Linked DNA regions of Homo sapiens: region 2 is linked to region 1. Evidence: read pairs that join two places in POLR2A ChIA-PET (ENCODE). Cell type or tissue: GM12878. All regions are shown on one strand. Links, peaks and the distances in the headings refer to the core of each region. The heading gives the core; the rest is flanking DNA.

Region 1 (2,819 bases), core at 96-2,595:
TTTTCTTTCTCAATATAGTTTTTCTGTTTTAGATCTTTTGCATTTCCATACAAATTTTATAATCAGCTTGTCATCTTCAAAACAAAAAGTCTTTTGGGGTTTTGATTGGCATTACATTGAATCTATAGGTTAATTTGGGGAAAATTGTCATCATAATATTGATAAACAATTTAACACTGTATGTCTCTCTGATTATAAAGGTTTTCTTTAATTATTATTATTATTATTTTTTTGAGATAGAGCCTCACTCTATCCCCTAGGCTGGAGTGCAGTGGCACGATCTCAGCTCACTGCAACCTCTGCCTTTGGGGTTCAAGCAATTCTTCTGCCTCAGCCTCCTGAGTAGCTGGGACTACAGGCGCATGCCACCACGCTCAACTAATTTTTGTATTTTTAGTAGAGACGGGGTTTTACCATATTGGCCAGGCTGGTCTCGAACTACTGACCTCAGGTGATCCACCCGCCTCGGCCTCCCAAAGTGCTGGGATTACAGATATGAGCCACCGAGCCTGGCCCTCTTTAATTTTTTAATAGTTTTTTGCAGTTTTCTTTTTTCTTTTTTTTGAGATGGAGTCTTGCTCTGCGGCCCAGGCTAGAGTGCAGCGACGTGATCTCAGCTCACTGCAACCTCTGCCTCCCAGGTACAAGCGATTCTCCTTGAATCTCATCCTTCTGAGTAGCTGGGATTACAGGCATGCACCACCATGCCCAGCCAATTTTTATATTTTCAGTAGGGATGAGGTTTCACTGTGTTGGCCAGGCTGGCCTTGAACCGACCTCAACTGATCCATCTGCCTTGGCCTCCCAAAGTTCTGGGATTACAGGCATGAGTCAGTGCACCTGGCCTAATAGTCTTTTGTAGTTTTCAACGTACATGTCTAGTACACTTTTGTTCAAATTATCTTCAAATATATTATGTTTCTTATGCTGTAATCAGTGGTATTTTAAAACTTCAATTTCTAATTGTTAATAGTATTATAGTTGATTTTTTGTGTATTGACATTGTTTCCAGTAAACTTGCTAACCTCACTTATTAGAATTAATGTTGTTTTTGAAGATTTCTTAACATTTCCAGCTATACGATTGTGTTCTCTGTAAATAAACACAGCTTTAATTTTTCCTTTGCAATGTTTGCCTTTTATTTCTTTTTCTTTTTTTTTTTTTTTTTGGACTTAAATGACTCACTAGGACCTCCAGAATGATGTTGAATAGAAATGAAAGGAGAAGCCATCCTTGCTTTTTACTCAGTCTTAAGGGAAAAGCATATAATCTTCCATCATTTTAATGTTAGCCATAGGGTTTTACAGATGCTCATTTGTAAAAAGAAAAACAAAAACAGTTTTTGATGTCGCTGATTTCCTCTTTCATTTGTTTCTGCTATTAGCTTTATCACTGCTTTCTTTCTGTTTACTTTGGGTTTTATTACTTCTCTGTGTAGTTTCTTAAAGTACACTCTTAGATTATTTGAGCATTTAACGTTACACATTGGCCAGGCTCAGTGGCTCATGTCTCTAATACCAGCGATTTGAGAGGCTGAGGAAGGAGGATTCCTTGAGTTTAGGAGTTCAAAACCAGCCTGGGCAACATGACAAAACCCTGTCTCTACAAGAAAAAAAAATTAGAAAAATTAGCTAGGAGTGGTGGCACACACCTGTAGTCCCAGCTACTTGGGAGGCTGAGGTAGGAGGATCACCTGAGTCTGGGAGGCTGAGGCTGCAGTGATCTGTGTCAGTGCCATTGCACTCCAGCCTGGGTGACAGAGTGAGACCCTGTCTTAAAAAAAAAAAGTTACAAATTTCCCTCAGCATCCTCCTTTAGGTGTCCTCTACAAATTTTGGTATGTTGTGTTTTCATTTTTATTCAGTTTAAAATATATTGTGATTTTCTTTGTTTGTATTTATTTATTATATTTTTTCCCATAGGTTATTGGGGTAAAGGTGGTATTTCGTTACATGAGTAAGTTCTTTAGTGGTGATCTGTGAGATTTTGGTGCACCCATCACCCAAGCAGCATTCAATGCACCCCATTTGTAGTCTTTTATCCCTCGCCCCCCTCCCAACCTTCCCCCCAAGTCCCCAAAGTCCACTGTATCATTCTTATGCTTTTGCATCCTCATAGCTTAGCTTCCACGTATCAGTGAGAACATAAAATGTTTGTTTTCCATTCCTGAGTTACTTCACTTAGAATAATAGTCTCCAGTCTCATCCAGGTTGCTGCAAATGCTGTTAATTCATTCCTTTTTTATGGCTGAGTAGTATTCCATCATATATATGTATACCACAGTTTCTTTATCCACTCATTGATTGATGGGCAGTTGGATTGGTTCCACTCTAATTACCTCTGTGTTTTTTTCTGTGAGTTATTTGGAAATGTATTGTTTATTGTTTAATTTCTAAATACTGGGTGAGTTTCCAGAAATATTTTTCTTATTGACTTCTAATTTAATTTTGTTTGGGTTTAGAATATATAGTGTATGTTTTCAATGCCTTTAAACTTACTGAGACTTCTTTTAAGACAGAACATTATCTATCTTTGTGAATGTTCTATCAGCATTTAAAAAGAATGTGTATTTTATTGTTGTTAGTGGAGTGTTAAACGTGATGTTAGTGTTGTTCAAGTTGTGAGTGTTGCAGTGCTGTCTGCTTATTCTGTCCAATACTGAAAGAGGAGTTTTGAGCACTGTAATTGTAGATGTGTCTTTTTTTCCTTTCCATCTAATTAATTTTTACTTCATGTGTTTTGAATCTCTATTTTTAAGTGCATGAATATTTCGGGTTGTTACGTTTTCTTCAAGAATTAACCCTGTAATAATTATAAAA
Region 2 (2,819 bases), core at 16-2,515, 84 kb after region 1:
TCTTGCTTTGTTGCCCAGGCTGGAGTGCAGTGGTGCGATCTGGACTCACTGCAACCTCTGCCTCCTGGGTTCAAATGATTGTCCTGCCTCAGCCTCCCGAGTAGCTAGGATTACAGATGCGCACCACCACACCCAGCTAATTTTTGTATTTTCAGTAGAGACAGGGTTTCACCATGTTGGCCAGGCTGGTCTTGAACTCCTGACCTCGTGATCTGTGCGCCTCAGCCTCCCAAAGTGCTGGGACTACAGGCATGAGCCACTGTGCCCAGCCTTGTTTTCCTTTTCTTATTTACTACAGGAAAATTAATTAAGCTTGTCAACCATATTAATGATTCTGTTTTCTGCCTTGTTAATTCTGTTCTCCACTGCTTCCAGTTCAGCACGCAGTCTCACAATTGCATAGTTATTTTGAAAATGTTCTTTCTTTAGTCACCTGGTTCTCCTTTTAGTCACCTGATTTCCCTTTCTAGCTTAGCTAATTCTTTTCTCAACTCTGCCTGTTACTGATCAATTTATCTTTTATCACTTTTTTCAGAGTGTACATGCATTTTGAAAATTAAGAGCACAATATAGATGCATTTAAAAATTTATGTTTCTAAAGTAGATAGGTTTTTATAGTCTGATCTTCCTCCACCTTTTGCATGCTATGTTTTCTTTCCTTTACACTACAAATTCTCCTGTGGGGTTATGGCAGAATCTGCTAGTTGTCCCTGTGTGTTCCAGCCTCCCTGGTAGCTAGATGTGTTCATAAAACTAAGTTCCAGGGGCTCACGCCTGTAATCCCAACACTTTGGGAGGCTGAGGTGGGCAGATCACTTGAGGTTAGGAATTCGAGACCAGCCTGACCAACATGGTGAAACCCAGTCTCTACTAAAAATACAAAAACTAGCTGGGCATGGTGGTACATGCCTGTAATCCCAGCTACTCAAGAGGCTGAGACAGGAGAGTAGCTTGAACCCGGGAGGCAGAGGTTGCAGTGAGCCAAGATCATGCCACTGCACTCCAGCCTGGGCAACAGAGCGAGACTCTGCCTCAAAACAAAAACCAAACCAAACAAAAACTAAGTTTCAGCCAAAGGGATATAAATAGATATGCTATGTACAACTTCTGAGGAGTGTCTTTAAATAGAAAGAGGAGTGCCTTTTTGCCATATTTTCTTGTAGCTGGAATTCAGATGTAATGACTATAGCTCAAGCAGCCTTCTTCCACAGTGAGGTAGAAACCAAGTGCCAAGGATGGCAGAATAGTAAAATAGAAGCATCCCAGGTCCTTGACACTATTGAGCACTGTAGCAGCTCTCAACTGCCTGCTTTTGAACTTCTTTTAGATGACAGTGAACTAAATTTCATCTTGGTTAAGTTAGTATTATTTTGGGTTTTCTGTCACAGCTAAACCTAGCCCTAGCTATGTGAGAGTTTTCTGTTTATTTATAATTAAGCAATGAAAATTTGTTCTAGTTATCTCCCCCACAAAAGCAGGCGAAGGGATTTTTAAAAACCTCTTCCTTCTTTTTGGGGGAATACTTTTAGGGATCTCTTAAATCTGAAAAGGAGGATTGTGACTAGTTTCTTAATCTAACAACTTCAGGGAGTCAGGACCATGTATAAACCTGGAAAGGCACCTCTTTCCTACATCTCCACCCTTTTTTAGTAAGACTGTAACTTACATATCATAACGTTAAGTGTACGGCTTATTGAATTTTAAAGTATGTATATATTCATATAATCACTATCCAGATATAGAAAGAAAATATTTCCTGCAACCCAACAGGGTCCCTCTTGCCCTTCCCTAGTCAAATCCCCAAGCTCTTCTGACCTCTGTCACTGCAGATTATATGTGACAGCTTTAGACTTCATGTAATTGCAATCAGAATGTACCTGTGCACAGAATGTACCTGTGGCAGTCATAGAGGTGTATTGCTCAGATCTCCTTCAAGAGAGAATCTGTTATAAGAGACTGCAGTTGGTAAACAGTCTCCAAATGTATGAGCTTCAGCATCTGTCTTGGCTTTCGAGACATGACAATGTGCTCTCTGGGTAGCAGCAGTCAATGATTGAGCATGGATATGGTATAAAGACTTCCCATTTCTGGCCAGTGAGTGATTCCTATATGGATAACTTTGTATTGAAGCTTCTCATTGCACTGGAAAAGACTTTCCCAGAGCTGTACTGGAGGCTGAGGCCCTTTCTACCCAATTCTCCATCCTTCACCCTCTAAATGTCAGGCTTAATGGCTTTCCATGTCCACTTATATTCCCAGCAAATCTTTCGCACTTCTAACTCAAATTTGGCATCTGTTTCTTGAAGGACTCAACCATTGTCCTATTTTTTGAGTCTGGTTTCTCTTGCTCAACATTACATTGATGAAATTCATCCATGGTTTTGCATATGCAGGTAGTTTGTTCTTTTTCTCATGTAATCTAAAAATGGTATACTTAGGCCAGGCATGGTGGCTCATGCCTGTAATCCCAGCACTTTGGGAGGTAGAGGTGGGCAGATCACCTGAGGGCAGGAGTTCGAGACCAGCCTGGCCAACATAGTGAAACCCCGTCTCTACTAAAAATACAAAAATCAGCTGGGTGTGGCAGTGTCCGGCTGAGGCACTAGAATCGCTTGAACCCAGGAGGCAGAGGTTGCAATGAGCTGAGATGGTGCCACTGCATTCCAGCCTGGGCGACAAAGTGATACTCTGTCTCAAAAAAAAAAAATACATATATATACACACACACACTAGTTCTACTATTAGTTTTTGACATCATAAATAAAGCACCTGTGACCATGCTTGCACATGTATTTTGATAGATTTAAACACTAGTTTTT

What was found. ChIA-PET counts read pairs that join two places held together with the same protein. Peaks named below come from ENCODE experiments on the same cell type or tissue, not always from the same donor. Only the 100,000 strongest peaks of a DNase experiment are listed, where the experiment ranks them.
Region 2: POLR2A ChIA-PET joins it to region 1 with 5 read pairs; 3 of 35 experiments call an interaction of 5 or more read pairs at or near these places.

Annotation. Positions count from the first base shown.
Region 1 is chr3:172,001,273-172,004,091 of GRCh38, reverse strand. No RefSeq gene overlaps it. Among named protein-coding and RNA genes, the nearest start is that of FNDC3B, 37 kb to the left of the region's middle. In GM12878, for the core only: no CTCF peak of the experiment used is centred there; no DNase peak of the experiment used is centred there.
Region 2 is chr3:171,917,231-171,920,049 of GRCh38, reverse strand. All of the region lies in intron 2 of LOC105374218 (a long non-coding RNA gene), which reads right to left. Among named protein-coding and RNA genes, the nearest start is that of TMEM212-AS1, 18 kb to the right of the region's middle. In GM12878, for the core only: no CTCF peak of the experiment used is centred there; a DNase peak (open chromatin) is centred at 1,193.